2 separate regions of the Mus musculus genome follow, and region 1 is linked to region 2. The links are chromatin loops, found by intact Hi-C in ENCODE. Cell type or tissue: left cerebral cortex. All regions are shown on one strand.

Region 1 (8,000 bases), 190 kb before region 2:
ACTACCACTTTTCTAAAACAGCATACTTAACTACCTGTATTCAAAAAACCCTTACACCCACAGACAAGCGTAGCTTTCAACCCTCATCAAGGAAACTTCTCTTTGCAACAGAGACCACCAAAGAAAGCCACAACTTGTCCAAATGCAGAGAAAAACTATTCATGGGGTTCCCAGATCCATTACATACATTTATAATAAGACTCAGAGAATGTGGAAATCTGCTTTAGATAGTATCTCTTTGAAATGACTCATGATACCTCAACCATATGGCAACTTAAACAAGATCTGACAAGGATAGCACTAGTACAGTGCTAAGGTAAGTGAAAAATCTCACAGGGACCCTAACACTGGACAAAGAACTATAGGCAACTAAGTGATATAAGAAAGATGCATGAGACCCTTTAGTTGGCTATGTAACACCAAGGTGCCAGCCCTGAAATCATATACATACAAGCAACATCAAATGGATTCACATAATTGTATTTGTATATTTATGCACATATATGTGTAATAATAACAATGTGGAAAAATTTTATACTGAAAAAATAAGACTATAAAATTAGTGGAATGCATCCCCTATGCCTTCTATGTCTTATTTTTGTGAGTTTTTATTATATCTCAAATACAGTCTTCACCTCATACTGCCAGCGAACTGTATGGCTTCTCCTGATTGCAGAATCTTTGATGTGATTAATAGAAGCAGGAGGAAAGAACTACCATATGAGACCACTGGACAACTGACTGTGAACCAATTGCTTCTCATTTGGAAGAAGTAATAGATTCTGCTGGAATCAAATGGGGTAGAGGGTTCTGGAGATGTAGCTCAGTGGTAAAGCATAAAATTCTGGGTTTGATTTATAGCCCTGAAGAAAAATGACCTGAAAATCTACGTGTAATGATGTATTTTAAGAATGAATGGTGATGTTGGGAGGGTTAGTGCATGCAGGTGGGACTACTCTAACAGTTTATTTTACACATCAACTTGACTGATGAGAGAACACCCAGATAATATTAGGTATTACTTATGCATATATATGTTAGGGTATTTCTAGAATAGAATGGTATTTTCAAATTTATATTTAAAAATATTAATGAGTTGTATGGCAGTCTAAATTAGAAAGGTCTCCGTAGGCTCATATAATTGAATGCTTAATCACTAGGGAGGGTCGCTACTTGAAAGGATGAGAGGGATTAGGAGGGATGATGGCCTTGTTGGAGGAAGTGTGTCACTCAAATGGTCTTTGAGGTTTCAAAAGTCCATGCGAAGCCTATTGTTTTTCTATTCCTACTGCCTACGGAGGAGGAGGAGGAGGAGGAAGAAGAAGAGGATATACAACACTCAGTTGCTCCTTCTCTATCACCATGTCTACCTCCATGTCACATGCTCCCTACTAATGATGATCGTGGATGAACCTCTGAAACTGTAAACAACCCCAATTTTTATTTTTGCCTTGGTTATGTTGTATCTTCACAGCAATAGAACAGTGACTAAGACAGATATACTAACTGTCCATATTTGTGGCATATAATGTCACATCTTAAATGTTCTCAACTCACCATCCTGTTACACCCAATGGATATTTATGTAAAATAGGTAATCAAATAAAAATGAATTGATAATCAATCATGAAGAATTTATTTTAAGATAATCCTGTTGTATAGATGCAATTTTACCATTCATTATTATTAAAATAAATTTGTACACTAATGAGGGAAATGTTTGCTTATTTTTAAATACAGAATTAAATATTGGGTGAATATTTGATACTATATGTAGGACATAGACTATTTTCAATATTTTCAGAGTCATCCATATTTTAATTTTGCAATTGCCAATGCTGAGGACTTCACTTTGAAGAAATACCTATTACAAAATGACAGGAGTATATTAGGTTTATTTCAGAAGTTGTTAGAAATTCTGGCCAAGCCAAAAATTAATTTAAAAATTTTTAATGGAATGCAGGTAAGCAAAGCCAACAGAAATCTTTAAAGCCAAACATCCTAACACAATGTAATATAAAGCAGACTACTTTGATTCTTGTAGTCCTCAGGATGTGGACAAAGGTGGTGGTGGTGGTGGAGGAGGAGGAGGAGGAGGAGGAGGAGGAGGAGGAGGAGGAGGAGGAGGAGGAGGAAGAGGCTTCTTGGATATTTGACCTAGGTTCTCTAGTTCTGAAGGCTTCTAACTTCAACTGAGATATATTACCAACTTCCATGTTTCTCCAGCTTGCAAATGCCAGCCTGTTGTGGTAATTCTTTACCTATACACTCATTTGAGAGAATTCTAATAATCTTTCCTTATATGTGTCTATTTCCTCTGTCCATGTGGGAAATCTTGATGGAATCATCTGCTTTTTTCATTTGTAAACATAGACACCTAGCAAGGTATTTCAAATTTCATAAAGAAATGGTTAAAAACATAGAATTGACTTACAGTATTTGGTCCAAGACAGTGAAAGCAGAATTTATTGTATTAATGCTACTAATTGATTTAAAAGCTAAAAAAAATGTGTGTCTGAGAATATGTGCAAATGAGTTCAGATGCTATGGAGACTAAAGGTCTCTTTGATACTGGAATTCTAAGTTACTGATTTGGAGCTGGGAATTGAACTTAGGTGCTCTGAAAGGAGTAGATGCCCTTACCTGCTGAGCCATCTCTTTGACACAAAAATAAGACTTTGGATATTTTAGCTACATGTGTAAATTCCTGTATTTAAAATAAAACAAATTGAATGCCAAGATTTATGAAGATTTAGGTTGTAAATATAAATGGAATTATCTTTCTAAAGGATATTGAAAAGCATTTCAGACCATTTAAGAAATGGAGGTATAAGATTCATATTCAAGAATATATTCATTGAAGTTACATTTAAATCTAATAGCTTGATTTATAACCTTTAAAATTCCATTTAGCAATTAGTCAAATAAGTGATGAAACATTAGTCAAAGAAATATAAGATAAGATTTAAAATTCAGGTTAGCATTAGGAGTTTGTGACCAAAAAAATCAATGCATAATGCTATGTTGAAGGGAAGCTACTCAAAAAACATTGAGCAAATCATATTAAGTACATGTTATTGCCAACTAAGTATTTATATATCCATTTTGCAATCAACATATTTTTCTAAAAGTAGAGAGAGTGTACTTGTCTGGGATAGGTATTTTCTCTAGGTCAGAAGAGTTTGCATGAGAACTATGCTGATACTTATAAAAAGCCTTCATAGAATAATGTTAAATAGTAAATTGCTTTATCCAAGAATACATTTATGAATTAAAGTGAGCCTATAGCTTAAACATAAAGCAGATTAAATTGTGCAGGAAAATGTCGGTAATCTTAAAAATAAACATATCATTATATTACTGAATGTACTTCTGGGTGTGAGGCTGTGGGTTCTGTTAAATTTGAGTGGGCAGGTGGGGAGGGGATAGGGGGTTTTCAGAGGGGAAACTAGAAAAGGGGATAACATTTGAAACGTAAATAAAGAAAATATATACTAAAAAATTCTTCGTTGCAAGTGCTCTGAATTCTCTGATGAACATATTTCTTTATTAGTGCCTGCTCTTATTTTCCTCCATTTGCCTTTTTGTTTTCTAAAGTTATCTTCATGTTGTATGAATGATGTGACTCAACCCAGTTTCCAACTTTGGAGTATGGAACTAAGCAACTTGTATTTCCCTGATCAGACCACTGTCACATGAGGTGGTAATACTCAGTTACAGATTTATGTAACATATCCCTTTCCTGCCATCTGACTTGTATGGGGGTGAGAATGATACAAAGAGTTTCTGTCTCATATTAGAATGAAGATATGGAGGAGTGCATGTGGGAAGAGGACCACCAGCAGCAGAGGGGAGCAAGCACTGGCCTTCATCTCTGTGATGGTCTGTACTTCACAGATACATGGTCAGCAGAATTTCCTTTGTTCTTATAGCTGGGCTATGATTTTCAGTTTCTTATGTCAAAAATATTCTTGATTTGTTTCAAAATAAGCTTTGCGATTATATTTTATTCATGTCTTTGATCATGGAAATCATGAAGTTCATGGTCTTTGATCATAATTCTCTGAAAGGAATCCCAAAGATTTGCTTTGTGGGATGATTTATTCCATTGTGACTATTTTTATTCTTTTACTTGTGTAAATTCAGGGAACACATTCATTCTCACTAGGTACAAAACTTCCAGTGACACATTACATTACTGGAAAACCCTCAAGATACATTTTAACTAAAAAAAGCAAATGTTACATGAAAGTAATTCCCCCCTCAGGTCAGGTTTTCATTCTTGATCAGTAGGAAAGTATTGAAATTTTGCAATTAACTCAGACAGACAAATAGTTAAAGATAATTTTAAACAAAAGTGTCAATCATTCATCAGTCTGTAACAAAAGTGGAAGGACAAACCAGGAGGCATCTCCAGCCATCACGCCAAGCACTAACATCCAGTAATCTCCCCTAACAGACCCTAAAGATAACCTTCTTCCACTGTAGTCCACAATATGGTATAGGTATACAGGAACAGAAGGCAGACACGTTGAACTAGTCAATACATGTCTGACACTTGCATTAAAATCAGTCAGGATACAGTGAGCAAGTTCACTGCATTCACAGGTCACAATCCTCTCAGCTTCAATTATGAGGTCACTGTCTCTTGGTGTTGTATGCAGTCTATCACATGAGTAACTCAGTTCAAAATACTGATTAGTTAGCTAGTATTTGCCTGGTCTTGAGAACTCCACAGGGATATTTCTTGGCCGGTGGAATGAATTTTGCTTTTCATGTTTCTAATGAAAGGGATTTTAATCCCCCATGGACATTCTGTCTGCCTGCTTAATATAGTCAGAATTTCTGAACATTTTTTAACTAAAGGTCACACTGTCTTCATATCATCTCTGAATACTTTCCTAGGGCAGTTTATCTCTTTTGAAATTAATGAACACTTCTCTCATTTGGGTGGTCAATGAGAGTCAGAGTGATGCAATAACTAGGCCAGCAGAGCTTCTTTTGGTTGGGATGAGCTGGAATATAAGTTCATTTTTAAAACAAGTCTTTTAGAACCTAATAATTTTCCTTTTTGCTTCTGAACATATCTTGGGAGATGCATTTCTGAAACAACCCAAAGGCAACGGCATACTTGTAGCCCATGTCACTTCTCCACATGCATTTGCACGCTATACTCCATTACTATTACTGATTCTGGAACTATAGAGATTTTCCATCTCTTTTTGTTCAATTTTAACCATTCTATATATAATAATGCTAACTAGCAGGTATTCTTCTCTCAGCAATCTGTGACATGATACATATGCATAAGGAGAAAAGCAAGCCAAACTGGGCTCAGTGCCCAGAAAAATTACTCACAATCACTCATAAACAACCTGAGGAATTTTACACACACACACACACACACACACACACACACACACACACACACACACACACACACCAAGTGAGGTAATGTGACAATATGGGAAATATTGAGTGTATAAGGAAAAATGCCTTAAAACTTAAAATTTGCCCCTGTAGAATTTTTATGACAGTGAATGGTGGCAATGTGTAGACAATGGCCAGTAGAGTTCTGTCAACCATGTTGAGCTCTAGATGCTGAAGTGATGGTAATTATCATGAATATTTTTTCATTATTCATATTCAATTCATTCATTTGCTATCTGTGTCATTCCCTTTACCACATTCTGATCTGTTTAGGTGTCATCATTGTTCTTTCATCAGAATATGTCACAAGTACACAGACCAAAACCAAAACATCAAATATTTTGGATGATTCAATAATTTAAGGTATTTTTGAAGATACAAGTTATTTGAAAATATGTCTCTTCACAAGCTTAAATAAGAGACCAAATATTGGGAATTGATCACAGGATCAGACACTCTGATCCTGAAGCAAAGAGATGCAAATAAGAGTAGTTGTGTTCTGGACACACTGAGTACCTTTCCATGTTTTATTTTTATGACCATAAAAAATTGTGGAATACCACCCAGAGACAGTGTTGCATTATGCATGTACAAGGAACATGATAGGAACATGCTGCTTTTAGAGTTCATCATCTCAAGCAATAGAATAACAGGTAGATTCCCAGTCAAGAAAAATGCATGCTACTAAACCTGAAAAGAATAAGTCATGATAAATAATAGCAACATATATAAAGCTTACTTTTACTGGGAGCTGATAGACTTGGAAAATTAGTTCTCTAAATAGATATTAACAAGTATGCCTGGCAGATGGTCCCACGGTCCCCAGAGGGCTCTCCATGCCGCAGGCACCCTAGCACACCCAGGATCTTAGGATCACTGGTGAGTGGAACACAACATCTGTTCCAAACCAATTGTAACGGGCCTGTGACAGCAGGAGCATGGACACAGGAGCCCTGTCTGACCAGATGCTCAGATTACTTCTGATCAGTGCTGGTATACCTTGGTTTCAAACACATCAGAGAGCCCCATGGTCCCCAGAGGAGACACCACTTTCCAGGTGCTGTAACATGGCCAAGATCCTAGGACTTAAGGATCCTCGGATAACAGGAGCTTGGTCACACTAGGATCTCAGGGTCTCAGAGGAAGCTTGACTGCCAAGAACTCTGACACACCCAGAATCTCAGGTCCACAGGATTCCAGAATCACAGGATCACAGAGAAAGCTGGACTCTGAGAAGTCCTGAATCAAGCAGGATTATAGGAAGGACAGGCTCCAATCAGATACATTGAGGGCAGCAAGCACTTGAGATAATCAGATGGCAGGAGGCAAACATAAGAACAAAAGCAACAGAAACCACGGTTACTTTGCATCATCAGAAACAAACTCTCCCACCTTAGAAAGTCCTGGATACACCATCACACCAGAAAAGCAAGATATGGATCTAAAGTCACTTCTCATGATGATAATGGACGATTTAAGAAGAAAATAAGTAACCCCCTTAAAGAAATACAGGAGAACACAGGTAAACATCTAGAAGTCCTTAAAGAAGAAACACAAAAAAATCCCTTAAAGAGTTGCGGGAAAACACTATCAAACAGGTGAAAGAATTGAACAAAACCATTCAGGATCTAAAAATGGAAGTAGAAACAATAAAGAAATCACAAAGGGAGACAACTCTGGATATAAAAACCCTAGGAAAGAAATCAGGAACCATAGATACGATCATCAGCAACAGAATACAAGAGATGGAAGAGAGAATCTCAGGTGCAGAAGATTCCATAGAGAACATCGGCACAACAATCAAAGATAATACAAAACACAAAAAGATCCTAACTCAAAACATCCAGGAAATCCAGGACACAATGAGAAGACCAAACCTAGGGATAATAGGAGTAGATGACAATGAAGACTTTCAACTTAAAGGGCCAGTAAATATCTTCAACAAAATTATAGAAGAAAACTTCCCTAACCTAAAGAGAGAGATGCCCATGAACATTTAAGAAGCCTACAGAACTCCAAATAGACTGGGCCAGAAAAGAAATTCCACTCGACACATAATAATCAGAACAACAAATACACTAAATAAAGATAGAATATTAAAATCAGTAAGGGAAAAAGGTCAAGTATCATATAAAGGCAGAACGATTCAAGTTACACCAGACTTCAAACCAGAGACTATGAAAGCCAGAAGATCCTGGACAGATGTTATACAGACCCCAAGAGAACACAAATGCCAGCCCAGGTTACTACCCAGCAAAACTCTCAATTACCATAGATGGAGAAACGAAAGTATTCCATGACAAAAACAAATTCACAAAATATCTTTCCATGAATCCAGCCCTTCAAAGGATAATAAAGGGAAAACTCCAACACAAGGAGGGAAATGACACCCTAGAAAAAGGAAAAAAGTAATTCTTCAACAATCCTAAAAGAGGATAGCCACAAGAACAAAATCCCAACTTTAACAACAAAAATAACAGGAAGTAACAATTACTTTTCCTTAATATTTCTTAATATTAATGGTCTCAATTCCCCAATAAAAAGACATAGACTAACAGACTGGTTATATA
Region 2 (8,000 bases):
TGGGAGCCCTGTGATCCATCCATTAGCTGACTGTGAGCATCCACTTCTGTGTTTGCTAGGCCCCGGCATAGTCTCACAAGAGACAGCTACATCTGGGTCCTTTCGATAAAATCTTGCTAGTGTATGCGATGGTGTCAGTGTTTGGATGCTGATTATGGGGTGGATCCCTGGATATGGCAGTCTCTACATGGTCCATCCTTTTGTCTCAGCTCCAAACTTTGTCTCTGTAACTCCTTCCATGGATGTTTTGTTCCTTCCTTCCTTCCTTCCTTCCTTCCTTCCTCCCTCCCTCCCTCCCTCCCTCCTTCCCTCCCTCCCTCCCTTCCTTTTTTCTTTCTTTCTTTTTTCTTTAAGTTAATGTGTATGAGTGTTTTGCCAGCACATATGACTGTGCACTGGGTGCACATATAGTGCATGTAGAAGGCAGAAAAAGGGTCTTAGATCCCCAGGGACTCAAGGTACAGACAGTTGTGAGCTACTAAGTAGCAGTTGGAAATTGAGCTGAGGTTTTTGTGCAAGATGTCAGTGATCTTATCTGATGAGTCATCTCTCCACAATCTGATATGTTTCTTTCAGTCACTGATTTCTTACCAGACATTCATAGTTTCTAGTTCTGAATATATTTCTACTATTTCTTTTCTTTTCTTTTCTAGATTTTTTTTCGTAGAATTTATCCTCTCAATAATCTATCTTACCAAACTCCCCTCTTCTCCCCGACTTGTTACTCTCATTCCATTCCCGCATATTAATTTGAGATGCTTTATCTGGTATCTAACTATTAGAGGAATGTTTTACTTGTTCTGTTCTTGGATTATATTGTTTCATATGGATTTCCCTGGCTGTATACTTTCTTTTGTAATTTTTGTGGATTTTTACTCTCTCTTTATGGGTGAGTAATTCTCCATTTCTAATTTTACCATTTTTTCATCATCCATTCATTTGTTCACTGGCATCTAGTCTGATTGCATAATCTATCTATTGTCAATATGGCTGTAGCAGAAGGAGGTATGCCTTTAAGTTTGTTTCTTTTCATTGTTACACTCCCAGGAGAGGTATCTCTGATCTTTTTGTAGGTGTTAAAGAAATTCCATACTGTATCACAGGGTAGATATAATAATTTAAATTTGTACCAACAATTTATAAAGCTTCTCCCCCAAGACTGACTCTAGCATTTTTACTTTCATTTTTCCTCCCCTTTTCTCCTTTCAAGCCCACCTTCTCCAATTCTCCTTCAAATCAATGGCCTTTTCTCCCTCATCAAGTTTGATTGAATTCATGTATGCATATATATTTTCCAAAATATAACCATTATATAATAATATAATGTTACTACTATCTATGTCTTTAAGGTTGATAGTTTGACACTGGAGAAATAATTGGTATGCTCTTCCCTGAGCGAGACAACCGCTCCTTCTTCCAGCTTTTCTCAGTTGCCTATACTTTGTGCGTAGGTGCATGCATGTGAGCATTCATGTGAGCGTGTGTGTGTGTGTGTGTGTGTGTGTGTGTGTGTGTGTAGGTAACCAAAACTCTTTGGGCTTTTTCCCATCCAATTTAGTATGTCAATAGTGTCATTTCTGTTCAGCTCAAGTTTAGGCAGTTAATGAGATAATTCATCAAGTTTAGACGTTAATGAGAGTTTATATGTATAGTTTTTGTTAGTTCTAGGAGAAACAATTTCAGAGCAAACTGTCTGATACTTAAAATTTTTCTGCTCCCTCACAATGTTCCCTGAGCCTTAGGTGTGGGCTTGTTTTGTAGATGTAGCTGTTGGGACTGGGCTCCATAACCCCATGTTTTGATTGAGTGCTGTTTCTGTAATGGTATCTTCTGTTGCAAATAGACACTTTTGGTGAGAGGTGAAGGTTCTACTTGTGTGTGGGTATAAGAAAAAATACAGATTTTTATTAGCAATTATGATGGTTTAGTAAATTAGTGGTTGTAGATTCTTCTTCAATAACTATGACTTCATTCACACTGAGTACTTTCCTATTTTTCCAGAACCAGGCATGCTTTCCCTCTTACTGAGGTGTTGGGTATAATTTTAAAAACATGCTACCACTTTTCATGGGTGCTGAGCCCATGCTTTCACCTCTTCCAGTTCCCTTTACTCCACCCAGCTTAGCCCAGGTTCCATGACAACTATCCCCCAAACTTGGAAAGCTGAGAGTTGTTTTTGCTCCTCTGGCTCCCTCTCAGCTTCTCTTTCATTCCTCTTGGCTAGCTTCACCAAGCCACCAGCTATTGTCCTGACTTTTCTCTCTCTCTGCCTACCTTTGTTCCATGGATGAAAAATTCACTGCTTTATTATTTTAGAATTGTCTAATAGCACAATTGCTAGGTTCACAATCTCTTGTCTTAACCTATTCTGCAGGCTAATATCAGTCAGCCTCTGCCAGTCTCCTTGGCCACTGGTTCTAGCTTCCCCAAGGTCTTACATGATTGTTTTGTGGTTCTCCTTTCAAGGCATAGCCAAAAAGCCCCTTCTCTTTTCTCACATCTCCATTTCCTCCTGGGACCCAGAATTCCTAGCTATACCCTTTGCCCAGCAATTGGCTCCCACCTTCTTAATTTACCATATCAAGAACCAACTATGGAATCAGACTTTAGTGTCAGCACGTCCCCCCACACTGAGGGGTGAATTTTCTTTTTTGATTGTAGTTGTGTAAGTTACTTCTCTCATCAGTGTGATGAAATGCCTCAGCGTGGTGGGGCTGTTGAGATGGCTTAGAAGGTAAGTGCTTGCAGCACTTGCCTGAGAAACTTGAGTTTGGAAGGACTATGAGGGCTTGGTGTGCGCTAACTTAGCCTAAAAGTACAGGCTCTAGGCACAGGAAAAATCTTGCTTTGGACTTCCAGTGGAGGGAGGAGGATATCAAACTACCTACAAAAACCTTGACCCAAAAATTGCCTTGCCTACAAGATGTACAAGGAAAAAGTTGGAGCAGAGATTGAGGAAATAGCTAACAGATGACTTACCCAACTTGAGACCTATACCATAAGAAAAATGCAACACCTGACACTATTAACGATGCTCTGCTATGCTTGAAGACAGAAGCCTAGTACAACTGTCATCTGAGAGACTTCATCCAACAGCTGACAGAAACAGATGCAGAGACCCATAGCCAAAAATTAAGCAGAGCTCAGGGAGTCTTATGAAAGAATTAGGGGGAAAGACTGAGAGAGATGGAGAGTCACAGAGACTACAAGAAGACCTCTAGAGCCAACGTACCTGGGCCTATGAGGCCTGAGGGATGGAGCCACAAACAAAAAGCATGCATAGACTGGACTTTAGCTGTCTACACATATGTAGCGGATGTACAAATTGGTCTTTATGTGGCTTCCCAACAACTGGAATTATTGTGCTTTCCCATTCCTTTCCCCTAGCTGGGCTGCCTTGTCTGGCCGCAAGGAAGAGGATGAACTTATCCCTGATGAGACTTGATGTGCCAGGATACGTTGGTACCTGGAGGTTTCTCTTTCTTTGAAGAAAGGGAAGGGGGGATGAGAGAAAGGTGTGTGAGGCTGGAATTGGGAGGTGTCGGCACTGGGAAGAGAGAAGAGAGGGTGGGATTCACTGTAAAGAATATAAATAAATTAATCAAAAATAAATGAACAAGAAACAAAGAGGAGAGTGGTAAATAATGGTGCACACTGCTGTTCTTGTTTCTGTAGGGAAGAATTGGTATAGACACATACACATGTGTGCAAGTAGTATACACACACACACAAACACATAGCACACCACAGCACACCACAGCACACTACAGCACACCACCCCACCCCACCCTACACCACACCACACCACACCACACCACACCACACCACACCACACCACACCATGCTAACTGGATATCCACCTACAGAAATTACATTTAGATGACTCATCTTTACGCAAAAATGAAAATGAGCCAAAGAACTTAATTCAAAACTTGAAAATGCTGAAGGAAAGCATATAAAATGTTCTGCAGTTAAGAATTTTCTCAACAGTTCCTAACTAGCACAGAAAATAGCCCTGGGATTCTAATAAATAGGGACACATAAAATTTAAGTTCATATATAACAATGGAAACTATCTACAGAGTGAACAGCTTATAGACTGAGAAAGAAAAATTTCCAGCCACGTATAAAATGAGTGTTTTATATTTAGAATATATTTAAAAAACGATGAAACATAAATTTATGCCCCACCCATGCAAAAAGAAAAATGCCTGTCAATAGATGAGATAATGAAATGAACAGTTTTTAAAAGAACAGACATAAATGGCCAATAAATATTTTCTTTAAATGTTCAACATCCTTAGCCATCTGTTAAATGCAAATTAAAATCATTTTGAAACTCCATCTCATCACAGTCAGAATGGTTAAGATCAAGAAAACAAATCACAAGTGCTGACAGAAATGTGGGGGAAAAGAAGAACCTTATTCACTGCTAGTGGGAGTATAAACTTGTGCAGTCACTCCAAAAAACAGTTTCTTTAAAAAATATATGGAACTACCATATGACATAGTTGGAAACGTATTCTTGGCAACATACCCAAAGGACTCTTTATATTATGGCAAATATACATGCTCATCCGTGTTCCTGGATGCTCTATTCACAATTGCTAGGATGTGGAAACAGACTAGGTATTCATCAACTGATGAATGGATAATGACAGTAATGGAATATGGAAAAGAGATGGATACCGAAAGGATTTTCTTCAGTGAGGTTACCCTGATCCAAACAAAAGTTATGTCTTCTTTTCCTAAGGAGCCTAAGTTTTAATGTTTGCAGGTATACAAGTAAGGGGGTGTCAGAGTGGGTAGGAAATATAAAACTAGGTAGATGACAATGGTAGAGGAACTAGAAGTGCTCAGGAAAAAGGATTAAAAGGGACACAGGTGAAACAAAGGAGGAAAGGAGAATCCTGGGAGCGAAGTTAGAGAGAAGAGAGAAATGAGAGCCAAAACCAAATATGAGAAGAACCTTGAAAACTCCCAGTAGTATACTTTAACAAATTCAAAACTAAAAGCACACTGAGATGACTAATATCAAAACACTTGCCTTCTTCATTTGTAAACTTGGAAGAAAAATGTGTAGCCTACAGGGTGACTGTGGTATTGATTCATTGAGGGCAGTTGGTATCTGGCAAGCAAGTAATGGCTACATGGTACCTATGAAAACTATTTTGATAGAAAAAAATATTTGAAACCCTACTTATAGAGTTATACATGTAAAATATGATCTGTCCATGGAATTGGGGAACAACTATTTACTAAGTATATAGACCGACCAGGAAACTAGGTTAATAAAACACTGTTTACCTTCTCACTGTTCTTGCTGATCTTGGAGAAGCCTTGCTGGGTTTAGGATCAGAATGAAGAAGCAAATCACTCCTCTAGATAGTATTGAAGTTAGGTCCTGATTCTTCCTCCCAGCCCCATGCTACAAGAAATAAGACTCAGACACAAAATATATCTACAAATACCTTGGCCAAATAGCAAGGCTCTTTTCTGACTGGACATAACTTAAAATAACTCATTTCTCCTTAAACTATATTTTACCATGTGGCAGGTTACCTGTGTGCAGATATCATGCATCCATCTCGTCATATTTTGTCAGGTGAATCTCCTGTCTGGTGCTCTCCCGGAATCCTTCCTGACACCCAGATGTCCCAATTCCTATTTCCTGCCTGCATCATAGACCACCAGATATATTATTGACAAGTGCTACATCCATACAGATGTAGATATTTCTTCTAAAATAGAGTGTGAATTTAGGATAGATTTTATATGGAGATGATGTCTAAGTTCTTGGTATTATAAAGAGACTAGAATGAGTAAATATCAAGCCCAAATAAAGTAGCCATTCCCAGGTATATAGTTTATATGTGTTCATAATTTATTTAATTAGCTTATACCAAATTAATAAAAACAAATGATTCACACCTGAAAGGCTGAGAACCTAGCAGTTGCTTAGCCCGTGGAACTGGATACCCTCATTCTAGAGCGAAAGACCTGGAAAAATCTTTGAAAACTTCTGGTCGTAAGTTGATAATGGAAGCGTAGAATGAGGATCCTAGTATCATTGAAGGCATCAGCAGCAGCATGAGAATAAATTAACTTGGCAGCAAGGGGGGCAAAATGAGCCAAAAGTGAATAATCTTTCTTCTTCCATACCATTTTATTTCTGTTTTGACCGTGTCTTATGATAGAGCTCCCATGGCTTGCCTGAAGCTCTTACTGAAATTTTTACCTTGTTCCCAGGACCCTCCTTTCTCCCTTGTTTCATCTGTGCCCCCTTTCTCCCTTTTTCCTGAGAACTTCTAGTTCCTCACCATGGAGGAAGATCTCTGGCTTTACAGTCAGAGCTCCTGCTTTTCTCTGCCTCCAAATCCTAGAATTAAGGCATGTACCAGGACCACCTCATATAAGGGGAGATGCTGATACTAAGATCTAGTTCCCTCAGTGGTTCTTGATTTGTAACCTAAGAAGGCAGGGAGCCAATTGCTGGGCAGAAGGTACAAGTGGCACTTCTGGGTCCCTGGAGGAAAACACAGACACAAAGAGAGGGCTGTTTTCTGCCATGCTTTGGAATGAGAAGAAAACAGCAGTCATGTTAAGGTGCAGCTAGAGTCTGCAGCCTTCCCTACAAGTGGGGATCAAGCATGTTGGTGGGGGCAATTTGGTACAGGTCACTAAGTTTAGGACAAGAAGAGAAATGGAGATAATAATTGATAAGGGCACACATTTCTAGGCAGGAGGTCTCTGTACCAGCAATTGGGCTTAGCCAGCAAATTCTAAAATAATAAAGCTGTCTGTATGTTTTTTTATCCAGAGATTTTAGGGCCTCATGAGTGGGATGGTAACACAACCCCTCCCAGAGCATGGGAGAGAAGTCTGAGGGGCTAGTTGCAGCTCCTAGGCTAAGGCAGTAGCATGCTTTTAAAACTACATGCAACAACCTGGACTTTCATTTCCTTCTTCACATGGGCTACCACTAAAAGGTGTCACCCCCATATGAGGTAGCCCATTTTATATCAACTATGGAAACCAAGAAAATTTTTCAGTCAAAGCTCCCTGGTTAGGCAATTCTAAGTTGTGGCACCTTGACGTTTAAATCCGTTACAGTGAGCTTATTGTGTTTATATAATTTAGGTGTTGATGTTTGTGGAAGGCAAAATGTAACCTGAGGAGGACTGAAATTGAGGAAAAAAACCATGAGGGCTTAAGAAAGAAAGATTCATAGTACTGTATAGTAGCTCAGCAAAAATGTCTCAAATGTTTCTTAGCTATTTTGAGTGACTTAGGTTCTTTTTAACATTAAAATGCATGGCACTATATCACATTTTATTTAACATTGAATTACTATGCTTAGTAACTTGAGGGGTAATCCTTTGGGAAATTACTTTATATTTTGCTAGTACCTTGTGAAAATCCTCCATCTTCAAGTTCTCTAATTTCCTTAATCTCATCTCTGACTTTAACTTTTATCAGCATCCTCATTAACTCTGCATCTTAATCATCCTCTCTTAGCTCCATGCTAGGGCACAAGCCCATTAACCCCTGTTTGAATTCTTTTGCCTCTCTGAAATATGGCTAATTATCTTACCACCTCTCTACATTTTCAAGCTATTTATTTCTTGCCAGCTATCAGCCCTGGGTAATATCCAGTGTCTGCTTTGTTTGATGTTAAGATTCAAGGCACAGATGATCAAAGACACTAAGTTATCTGTTGTGTTTGCCATGGTGCATTAAGTCATTATTTAGCAGATAAGTGTTAAAATGTTAATTTTTTGATAATCTTATTTAACTGGAAAATGATTTTTTAGTACAATTTGCACATCCAAAAATTTTCTTTAGGAAATACTGATAAGGTTGTTCCCAGACTTTCCAGTGCCCATGCTAAAGGTCTGTACATATTGGATCTGTGATTGACTGATAGCACTTGTCTATGGCTGCTATGGCAACACAATATAAATGCTGATATAAATGTTCATCATGCTTAAATAACTTAA

The links. A loop is a pair of places that touch in the nucleus more often than their neighbours do. Peaks named below come from ENCODE experiments on the same cell type or tissue, not always from the same donor. Only the 100,000 strongest peaks of a DNase experiment are listed, where the experiment ranks them.
Region 1: it touches region 2 in a loop (4-fold over the local background); 3 of 42 quality-filtered maps call a loop at or near these places.

The regions. Positions count from the first base shown.
Region 1 is chr17:54,363,497-54,371,496 of GRCm38, forward strand. 1700025K24Rik (RIKEN cDNA 1700025K24 gene) reads right to left here and starts at 6,578. Exons shown (of 3, transcript NR_045825.1): 1 at 6,430-6,578. In left cerebral cortex, no CTCF peak of the experiment used is centred here; DNase peaks (open chromatin) are centred at 204, 3,741, 4,601 and 5,333; H3K27ac peaks cover 111 bases.
Region 2 is chr17:54,555,843-54,563,842 of GRCm38, forward strand. No RefSeq gene overlaps it. Among named protein-coding and RNA genes, the nearest start is that of Gm26291, 92 kb to the right of the region's middle. In left cerebral cortex, no CTCF peak of the experiment used is centred here; DNase peaks (open chromatin) are centred at 3,836 and 4,445.